2 separate regions of the Homo sapiens genome follow, and region 2 is linked to region 1. The links are chromatin contacts, found by Hi-C in ENCODE. All regions are on one chromosome and are shown on one strand. The core of a region is the stretch at or near the end of the contact, and the rest is flanking DNA. Distances in the headings are between cores, read along the strand shown.

Evidence for each region. Hi-C counts contacts between places; a loop is a spot of excess contacts on that map.
Region 2: a loop to region 1 is called in a map of Panc1, with 4 times the contacts of the local background. The contact joins the promoter of OR4C11 here to the promoter of OR4A15 in region 1. A Hi-C loop is called at or near these places in 1 of 168 maps with a recorded cell type or tissue (Panc1).

Annotation. Positions count from the first base shown.
Region 1 is chr11:55,364,496-55,370,303 of GRCh38, reverse strand. It overlaps OR4A15 (olfactory receptor family 4 subfamily A member 15), which reads right to left and starts at 2,330. Exons shown (of 1, transcript NM_001005275.2): 1 at 1,386-2,330. The coding sequence starts at 2,330. The coding sequence ends at 1,386.
Region 2 is chr11:55,603,337-55,609,348 of GRCh38, reverse strand. It overlaps OR4C11 (olfactory receptor family 4 subfamily C member 11), which reads left to right and starts at 1,704. Exons shown (of 4, transcript NM_001004700.3): 1 at 1,704-2,062; 2 at 2,670-2,827; 3 at 4,062-4,223; 4 at 4,932-6,012. The coding sequence starts at 4,976. The coding sequence ends at 5,908.

The sequences.
Region 1 (5,808 bases), core at 1,081-3,580:
ATTCCCCAATTCCAATGATTATGAAGTTCTAATTCCTGATATGAGATTCCTTTCTTACTAAAAAATCTACAGCACTTTTCATTTCCTTAACTAAAGAATAAATACAATTTCATGGCTTATTTTTTTTTCAATATGTGTTGAATAACTGGAAGCATTAATATTGCTAAGTGCATTAAGTACATCTATTATAAACTGAGGAAAGGAAAAAGAAAAAAATACCAACTTTTTACCTTAATAAAGATGGTGTAGGTTGACTTCAACAAGGCAATATGTTATGCCATAGCCATTAAAAATTATCTTTGTAATACCGTATTAGTTCTCTAAACCCACTGTAGAGCAACTCTAAACAAAGAAGACACCTTTGATGTATCACTTTGTATCACTTCAGTCAATGAGATCATATAGTTCACAGAGATTCTGAAAGCTACTTATTGTGTAAAGCAAAACAATCCGTTTGAAAAATGTTTGACATTCATTGTGTGTGTGCGTGTTTTTAAAGTGCACCCAGAGAGTTTAATGTGGGTAGATTCTGTGGAATCTACTGTTATATATGAGTGGCTTAAGCACCTATTTCAGCTATTGGGGGAGGTCAATTGATCTAGGTATACAGAATGAGATTAAACAATTTTTCTGTTCAAAAACTGGTCAAATTATACAAAAACAACTATATGCTATCTGGACATCCTAACTCCATCACAGTATGAAATTAACAAAGTTTATTTCTCATTGATTTATCCTCAGCTATCAACATATCTATGAAACTTTAAATTCATTAATTTCACCAAGACATTTATTTGTACTGTTAGATTAACATTCTTTTAACAATCTAAATTTTCACGTTTAATATATCATTCTCTTGGATGAAAGGGAACAAATTTTCTTAGATCACATTTATATGTGCCAGGAAGATATCACAGACCATAAAGAAGAATAGATTTTTGATGTTACCACACACAAAAAATCAATGTTGGGGAGGTGACAGATATATTCATTAGACTGATGAAATCTTTCTATAATGTATACATAGATCAGAACATCACATTGTACTCCATAAATATACCCAATTATTGACAATTTAAAATACATAAAAAAGAAAAATAAATAAATGATTTTTAAATAAAAAAGAGCTTGAAATAAAACTAAATATTGTTATCAACCAAAGAATCTTAACACAGTATGATTACAAAAACAGTACACACTGTTAAACCTATGCAATTTTCTTGGTCTGTAATGGGTGTAACATATTACACCTAGACAAATATTAATTTATATGACTGCTTCAGAATAAGTAAGCTAAAAAACTAAAAGGAAATGATAACAGAAATGTAATCAGATAGGATAGTGAAATTGTTCCTTGCTTCTGTGAAAGAATGAATGTCACATTCTCATGAGTGATACAGCCATTTCCCAGCTAAGCTTACTTTTTTACTCCAAAGTTTCCTCATGGCACTTTTCATTTCTGCATTCTTCAGGGTATAGATTAGTGGGTTCAGCATGGGAGTTATAAAAGTTAGAACTACAGTCATGGATTTATCAATGGGAAAAGTAGAATTGGGCCTTGCATACAAGAAGATACAGGGGACAAAGAATAAAATGACCACAGTGACGTGGGATGCACAGGTGTAGAAAGCTTTTCGTTTCCCTTCCAAACTCTGAGTCTTAAGAGAGTGTAATATGACCCCATAGGAAAGCAGGATAGTGAAGAAGGTGACAGCACAAATCGCTCCTCCATTAGCTATCATAGAAAGCCCAGTGACATAGGTATTGGTGCAAGCAAGTTTCAATAAGGGATACAAATCACACAGGAAGTTGTCAATGACATTGGGTCCACAGAAAGGGAGCTGATAAATAAAGAGAAATTGAACCAATGAGTGAAGAAAGCCTCCAATCCAGGCCGCCAACAGCATAAGAACACAGACTCGACGATTCATGGTGATCAATTCATGAAGAGGCTTACAGATGGCCATGTATCGATCATAGGCCATTACCACCAGAAGAATGACTTCAGCACCAGCAAATAAATGATCCATAAAAAGTTGAGCCATACAACCCTGAAAGGAAATGGTCTTTTTCTCAGAGAGCAAGTCAACAATCATTTTGGGAGCAAATGCAGTAGAATAGACGGTATCTATGAATGATAAAGAAGCCAGAAAAAAGTACATGGGGGAACCCAGGGACTGGCTGGCCATGATGGTCACTATGATAAGCAGGTTGCCCATTATCGTCACCATGTAGATTAGTAAGAATGTGACAAATAAAACCTTTTGCCCCTCAGGGTTCTGTGTGAGCCCTAAGAGGATAAATTCAGTCACATTGTTCTTATTTTTCATGTGTTCTTCTGAAGGTGTTGGACTCAGGTGTCGGAGCCTACAAACAAAAGGGTCAGTGATAAATTTGAGATTATTTGTCAGAAGCTCCATGTCAAAAATGTGATGCCTTATCGACCACGTTTTCCCTGACCAGGGCCTCACACAGAGCAGCTCATTAGAAAAGAAGTGTTTAGAATATCCTCCCACAATTATCCTTTTCATTTTTACAAATGGGACATGGATGAAGCGGGAAACCATCATTCTCAGCAAACTATCACAAGAACAGAAAACAAAACACTGCATGTTCTCATTCATAAGTGGGAGTTGAACAAGGAGAACACATGGACACAGGGAGGGGAACATCACACACCGGGGCCTGTTGGGGAGTGGGGAGCTAGGGGAGTGATAGCATTAGGAGAAATACGCTATGCAGGTGATGGGTTGATTGGTGCAGCAAATCAGCATGGCACATGTGTACCTATGTAACAAAGCTGCACATTCTGCACATATACTCCAGAACTTAAAGTATAATTTTAAAAAAAGAATTTTAAAAAATACAAATGTATTGCTTTAACTGCAATGATGAGGCTTCATGATTTTAACTGGAAGGTATATGTGAGTGAATATATATGTGAGATAATCTATTACAGATCAAAATAGAGCTGCTTTCTTGAGAACATCCCTTAAAAAGACTGTATTTTTGATATTTATATAGTATTTATCTTTTTTTGAACAGATTTTGTCCTTCCATGATCTATCAAGAAAACAGCCTCATATGTGTTGACTTTACTTATATATTTATGTAAAGTAGTACCCAGTATATGGAGCATAAGATTACAGGCTAATGTTTAGATATTTGCCATTCTGAAACACTGTACTGTGAGCTCCTAGAATCCAGGAATAACTCGCTCAAAGAACCAGACACATTGTGAGTGCTCACTAAATGTTTATTAAATTTTATTAAACCAAATTTCAAAGCTCAGAGAGCAAGTATGTGGAAATAAATGTATTAAAATCTTGCCAGCCATGAAAGTCCAATGAAAGCAAAGTTTTATTTGAAAAGAAACTACACACACACACACACATATACACACACACACACACTGAATTTTCATCTATTACAACGTAGGTCATTAGAGGAAAAAAACAGGTAATACAAATCAAAGTCGGGGGGCAATGCAGAGACATTTTCCCCACTTTTCGCATTTGTTTAAGACTGATCATGGCTAATTACAGATTAATTTGGAATGTCAAAAATAAAGACTCCAGGCAAAATCATGGTGTAGTAGAAATAATTCTATACTAAAAATCTGAAAATATTAGTTGATTTTGAGCTTAGTCATCTCAGGAAAATCACATCCCACCTTATAATTCCTTACTGGAAATGTAATGATCCTTCCAGATAAATGAGTTTCTGGATTCTTATCATTGACACCTGTATCCTAGACAACATGATGACATTTTTGCTGGTAGACCATTTTTATATAAACCAGGTTTAGTATGTGCTAAAGGTTATTTAATTATTAAAGTAATTAATACATAAGGGTTTTTTCATATTATTAGTTCTTGGTTATTGGAATTTATGTCAAATACAAAATATTCATTCTCACTTGAGTAAAATAAATCAAATAATCTGTTGGGCCTTTCAGATGTGATCCAGGCCCAATTTTATGTGTCATATACACAAGTTTGTATTAGCAGGATTATTTTAAATATGCTCTGTGTTAGTGATGATCATTTGTGATAGTCAGGAGATTATTCTATCTATGCATCAAAGCAAGCCAAGACATCTTTAAGGATCAGAGGGAGAGTAAAAGTGTAGACATAAATAAAATAAGAGATAACTTAGTAAAGGCATATGGAAATAAGTAAAGGCCACAAGCTGAATGAAATATTGGTAAGCATTTTGGGTGAGGGAACTGAATTAGTTGAGAGCAGAAGAATATCAGATTCCCAGAGCTGTCAATCAGGAGGTGGCCAGAAAGGTAACTCAGCATCAGTATCAGCACTTGCTTCTAGGAATCTTTATACATTTGGGCCAAAGAAAAATAAGAAAATCAGATTTTAAACTTTAGGGTAGGTCAGTAGGTAAGATTAGCTTCCTTGGAAGTTCTGTCTTTGGGGATTCTGATATTTTGTTGCATATATACATAATTAAATACCTTTACTGGCAATTATGAAACTATTCTGCATTTATAATGGAAATGAGTACTCATAATTTATAGGAGCTATCTGAGCATTCAAGAGAAAACTTCCAGTAGGACAGTCTCTCCTGTTGACATTTTGTACTTATAACACTTATTTGTTTATATCATTTTAAGTACTCAATAGATATTTCACTTATTAAAATGTTCTTAAGAGCATTACTATTATTCTAAACTACCGAAAATTATCACTTTGAATGATTCAAAATTCTGTATTTTATCAATGTATTTTATGAAAAAGTATATATCTGATTGAAACATTTGTAATATTCTTCAAATTTCTTAACATATTCAATGAGAACAAGTAAATCATTAAGAAATACTCAAAAAAGTGAATCTGTGATAGGTATCCCAGAGTAACAATTTTTACAAAATATCAATGAGAACAAGTAAATAATTAAGAAATACTCAAAAAAGTGAATCCATGATAGGTATCCCAGAGTAACAATTTTTACAAAATATAAAAACTTGTATTCTGAAAAGTCTACTTCCTAAGTAAATTTATGCACCTACACATACACCTTATTAGAAACGGTAATTTAGTGTCCATGGAAAAAGAGGTTATAAATTTCATTAGGTACAAGATCTACAGAAGCTTAGGGAAAATGCCAACATCAATTTCTGCCTGTGAGTTAATTATGTGAATATGTCCCTATTTTTAGGGTTTTAAAATTGTAGTGAGTAAAACTGGACACATCATGTTATGTACCCAATTGATCCCCTAATCTATAAAAAGGTACCTCAGATTAAATTAGTTTTAATGATACATGTCAAAGAGCTATGGAGAAAGACAGATGGTGAATTTTCACATGGTGATGTGAATGTTATTTGGGGTATATGCACAAAAGAATAGAAATCAAAGACTGAAACAAATATTTGGACACTGATGTTCAATAGCAGAATTATTCACAGTAGCCAAAAAATGGAAACAACTTGAATGCCCATCAATTAATGAATGAATAAACAAATTGTAGTATATACATACAAGGGGATATTATTCAACCTTAAAAAGCAATGAAATTGTGATAATGCTACAACATTGGTGAACCTTGAAGACATGCTGAGCCGGACACAAAATGACAAATATGTTATGATCTCACTTTTATAAGACACCTAGAATAGTCATATTCACAGACACAGAAAGTACACTGGTGGATACCAGGGGCTAAGGGGAGAGGGTAAGAAAAAATTATTGTTTGATGGGTATGGAGTTTCAGTTTAGGATGATGAAAAGGTTTTGGAGATGGGCAGTGATGATAATTGCACAACAGTGTGTTATGTATATTTCATCACAA
Region 2 (6,012 bases), core at 455-2,954, 240 kb before region 1:
AATGAGATCCAGTCATTTGCAACAACATGAATGGAATGGGAGATCATTATGTTAAGTGAAATAAGCCAGACACAGAAAGACAAACACCACATGTTCTCACTTATTTGTGGGATCTAAAAGTCAAAAGAATTGAACTCATGGACATTTGGGTAGAAGGACAATTACCAGAAACTGGAGGTGAGGAAGGCCATTGGGTACAAAAAAAGAGTTATAATGAATAAGACTTACTATTTGATAGCACAACAGGTTGATTATAGTCAATAATAATTTAATTGTATATTTCAAAATAACTTAAAGAGTATAACTGGATTATTTGCATCTCAAAGAACAAATACTTGAGGGGATGAATATCCCATTTTCCCTTATGTGCTTATTTCACATTGCATGCTTGCATCAAAATGTCTCATATACTCCATATATATATATATATATATATATATATATATATATAGTGTTAGTCCATTCTCACACTGCTAATAAAGACATACCCAAGACTAGGTAGTTTATTGAAGAAAAAGAAGTTTAATGGACTCACAATTCCACATGGCTGGTGAGACCTCACAGTCATGGTGGAAGGGGAGGCAGTAGCAACAGAATGTCTTACATGGTGGCAGGTAAGAGAGAGCTTGTGCAGGGAAACTGCCCTTTATAAAACCATAAGATCTTGTGAGACTTATTCACTACTATGAGAACAGCACAGGAAAAACCCACCTGCATGATTCAATTACCTCTCACTGGGTCCCTCCCACGACACATGGGGATTATGGGAGCTACAATGGAAGATGAGATTTAGGTGAGAACACAGACAAACCATATAACATACCTACTATGTACCCACAAAAATAAAAATAAGTAAAAATTAAAATTTTAAAAATTAAAAATAAAATAAATATCTGAGGTGATGGACATACTAATTACCCTGATTTTATTACTAAACATTGTAAAGAAATATGGAAATATCACTTCATATCCAATAAATATAATTATTACATATCAACTAAAAAATAAATGAAAGGTAGTTAACCTCTAATTCTATTTTATTTAACTATGTATTCAATTATTTATAAAGATGAACTTTTCGGTATATATTTTACAATTACGGTTATATTTCAAAACTGTGTTATTTATTTTGTTGCTAAAAATTTTTACAGCTTTGGCCGTTGTAGGCTGTTTCAGTTGACTCCTGTGTCCCCATCACCGTTTGTGTGCATGTTTTAGCACTTCTGTATTTCCACCGCTGTGAAACGCTCATTTATTTTGTACACTCTCAGTTAAAAATCTAGAATCAAACATTTCTTCAAGAAGCCTTGATCACTTTATTGGAGAATGGTATGAGAAACAAAGATTTGGTTGATAGAAGACCATTTTTAATTCTAGTCAAAAACGTCATTTATCACTCAAATTAACACCTCTAATTGCAAGAGTGGGCTACCTCTTTTTTCCATAATCCAAGACAAATTGAAGATTAAGTTATCTATCACATCTGGCTCATGTTCCAAAAGGGACACTTGAGGGGATGACATTCCCCAGACTCTTAAATTTTGCATAATTCATATTAAGCACTTCTCCTGGGAAGGCAAAAGAGAAAATTTTCCCAGTCAAAAATCCTGCGTGAGGGTAGATTTCAGAAAGTGTTGGATGAATCTGGAACCAATTTAGTTTGCCTTCTACCATTAAGATGGGGATGTAAACTTCTTTGTGAGACCAAAGAGAGCCTCGTATCAGAATAGTTATATATTAATTTATAAGCACTTTTAAAATTCTCATTTGAATAAGTAGCCTCCAAATTATATTGGGAAGAAAAGAGGGCAATTGAACATCCTAATATAGCATACTCTCTTATCAAAGCTGGTAAGGTCTGTATAGGAGAATAACTTAGTCGTATCTAACATTCAGAGAAGGTGGATCTGATCAATACAACAGCCAGGAACTAACATATACAAGACACTGGTGGGAGGTGGGGAAATTCAAGGACTTTTCTAGAAGTGCTTTACAATCTAAAGTGAAAAGATGGAAATAAAAATCATGCACAGAATTTCTTGATGGAAATGGGCACTACCAGGTAAGAGCTGTTGGTAGAAGTGGGTAGGAGATAATTAAACAGAAACAGCCTACTCTGGGCAAACTGCCTAAGGGTAGCTCTGCTCTGCAAGGAGCAGTAATAAAATAAATAATAAACAAACAGAAATAAAATCTATTGGGGTGTTCCAGGAAGTGCTCCATGAAGGTGATGATGTCGCCCACGGTAGGATGCTGGCTTCCTTCTCCTTAATGCAGCTAAATATAAAATAGTATAAAACATTAATGATTTGGATCTATAAGAATTTCTCTTAATTCTTTGATTCATTCAACAGATATCAAAAACCTACTTTTTTATAAGTGCTGTAATTCAGCAGTGAACAGATAAAAATACCCTTTCTTATGTTGCTTCATTCTAATGTATAGTACTATAAAAATGTGTAATGATGTCTATTTGTATCTATTTATTCCTGCTTATTCATGTCTATTCTGGAGATACATGCATGTGTGTGTGTCTTTTTATAATACTTAATTCAGAGAAGACAAATACAATTTTTTATTTCTGTTTGCTAAAGAGCTTTCACAAACCTTCAATACAGGAAGTGAATCTCCAGTTAGTGACAGTGTGTCTGCATATGTTGTATTTACAGAGCCCTGAGTTTCAACACTACTGCTATATCTGACTTACTCAAATTTGTGAGGCTTAATGTAGCCCTAAGAATACCACTAGAATTCCTGTCTACAACAAGACAGTTGTGATGGCTCAGGGATATGCCATCACAAGGTGAATAACAACCCATCTCCCAAGGTAAAGCTTTTAAAACATTATTTTCGATGTAGCATTATTATGACACATTGTCAAATACTACCAAAGTGAATATTTTTTAATGTAGTTATTTCTCCCATGTCTAATGCCAAGAATGCAATTTCCCCGCTCAGAGTCATTATAGTTTTTTCATACTCTTCTACTATAATTCATGTATAGAAATATGCAGGTGTGTGTAGTATATATTGTACTGATGTTAAGGAAAATGTTACAATTCTAAGCATGCAATATTAATCTCTTACATTTCAATTTACACCATATGTCAGGGACAATTTTGTGTGTGTGTGTGTGTGCGTGCGTGTGCATATAAACACACAGCTATCTGTATCTGCTTCATTCTTATTAATGTTTGCGTAAAAATATCATCCTTGATTCATTAATGTCCCTTCTGATGGGCACTAAAGTTGTTTCCTATCTCTTGCTACCATCTAAAAAGGCAAAATGATTGTCCTTGTTTCTGTGAATGAGTGCGTCTATAGGAAACGGAATAACTGGATCAATATCTATATCCGGTTGTCATATAATAGATACTGAAGTCACTTTCTAGAAGGTTGCACCCACTTACATTCCCACCAAAAGTTTGTAGGGTTGACGGTTTCCCACACCTTTGTCAAGACTATTTGTTAAGACATTTATCAAAAGGATTACTTTATTAACCTGATAGGTGAAAATTATCTAACTGGAATTTTAACTTGAATGTATTTAACTATGAAAGAAATTGAGCATCTTTCCAGAGGCATAATCTTTATAATAAGGAGAACAGTCTCTTTTAAGATGGGTTATTTTTCCAATGTTCATTTGTGTCATATTTTTCAGAAACTTATCTGTGAAATCAATTTACATTTTAAAAAGCTATGCTTTTGTCTGGCAAATGTGTTGTAAATGTATTTTATCATATTGACACTTCCCTTTTAATTTTTTACTGTGTTGCTATTTGGAATATATATGTGAAAAAGTATATGGAAAAATTTGTTCAATATTTGAAATATGCAAATAAATATTAATTCCCATTATATATTTAACTTCTCTTTCTTGAAGTCAGGATATGGGATTCATAAGAACATACAAACTAAAAATTCTATTGAAAGTTTCAGTCCTGACTTGGAGCGCATAGATCTCATTTTCTAAATCACTGATGCTTACCTGCAAACCTGAAATTTGAAAGAATGTCCTGATTTATGTGTCAATTATTCTTCCACTTTTTTCCTCATTTTAGCCTCAGTGTCTACTTGTCTCTTAAGAAAACTTTATGAAGAACCCAGAAAAATAAGGAAAGATGGACGAATTTAACTTTGGACAACACAGTATAACAAAGCAGTACAAAGTTGAATAATAAAGGATGAATTTGGAACTGAAAATAATTAGAAAATTTTCAGAGGTAAATTAAAAGGAAATAAAGATAGTCAAGGCAAGAGGTTAAAATAATTCTCATGTTGGACTGTAATGATTGACTTTTTGCTCATTGCAAAAATTTTATGTTTATTGTCTCTTTCTCTGTGTATGTGTGTGTGTGTGCACACACACCCACATACATGTAAATTTTATTAAGGAAGGTATTCTCAAGTATTTAAACAACATCATTAGAATGATCTGTATATTTAGGAAGTAAATATATTATAATGGTACTGTCAGGTTCAAATAATGTGAAAGCCTATTGTAGTAAGTCATGTACATTTTCATCTGTTACCGCAACACAGTACAAAATATTTATTATTCTTGGCTATAAGCTAAAGGAACACATTCAGCTCAGAAGACACCTACTCATACCAAACCCCTAAATTAATGTTTACTTTGTTTGAAAAATCATTTGCTTTTAAGTTATTTTTCTATTTCTAATTGTATTATTTTCATGTGTAATTTTGTCATGCCACTGCAGTCCAGCCTAGAGGACAGAGCGACATTCTGTTTCAAAAATAATAATAATAATATTTTGGTAAATATATTGAATAGTTACTATGAATTCCATTTCACTCAGAAAAAAATACAAAGAATTGTCAATAATAAGCCATTGGAAAGTTGCAATTTCATTGCAAGAATATGTATTTGACCTCTAAATTTAGAATCTATTTCTTTTTTTCTTTTGCAGATTAACTAGTTCTAATCTGTGGTTTCTTCACATCAACTGAAACAATGCAGCAAAATAACAGTGTGCCTGAATTCATACTGTTAGGATTAACACAGGATCCCTTGAGGCAGAAAATAGTGTTTGTAATCTTCTTAATTTTCTATATGGGAACTGTGGTGGGGAATATGCTCATTATTGTGACCATCAAGTCCAGCCGGACACTAGGAAGCCCCATGTACTTCTTTCTATTTTATTTGTCCTTTGCAGATTCTTGCTTTTCAACTTCCACAGCCCCTAGATTAATTGTGGATGCTCTCTCTGAAAAGAAAATTATAACCTACAATGAGTGCATGACACAAGTCTTTGCACTACATTTATTTGGCTGCATGGAGATCTTTGTCCTCATTCTCATGGCTGTTGATCGCTATGTGGCCATCTGTAAGCCCTTGCGTTACCCAACCATCATGAGCCAGCAGGTCTGCATCATCCTGATTGTTCTTGCCTGGATAGGGTCTTTAATACACTCTACAGCTCAGATTATCCTGGCCTTAAGATTGCCTTTCTGTGGACCCTATTTGATTGATCATTATTGCTGTGATTTGCAGCCCTTGTTGAAACTTGCCTGCATGGACACTTACATGATCAACCTGCTGTTGGTGTCTAACAGTGGGGCAATTTGCTCAAGTAGTTTCATGATTTTGATAATTTCATATATTGTCATCTTGCATTCACTGAGAAACCACAGTGCCAAAGGGAAGAAAAAGGCTCTCTCCGCTTGCACGTCTCACATAATTGTAGTCATCTTATTCTTTGGCCCATGTATATTCATATATACACGCCCCCCGACCACTTTCCCCATGGACAAGATGGTGGCAGTATTTTATACTATTGGAACACCCTTTCTCAATCCACTCATCTACACACTGAGGAATGCAGAAGTGAAAAATGCCATGAGAAAGTTATGGCATGGCAAAATTATTTCAGAAAACAAAGGATAAATTGAGGGCCTGACCTGATTACTTTTTCAGTCAAATCATGATTTAACAGAGTAAGTATAGACAGCAAATAGGAAAGTACCTGAATGCTGTGGGAATAATATATC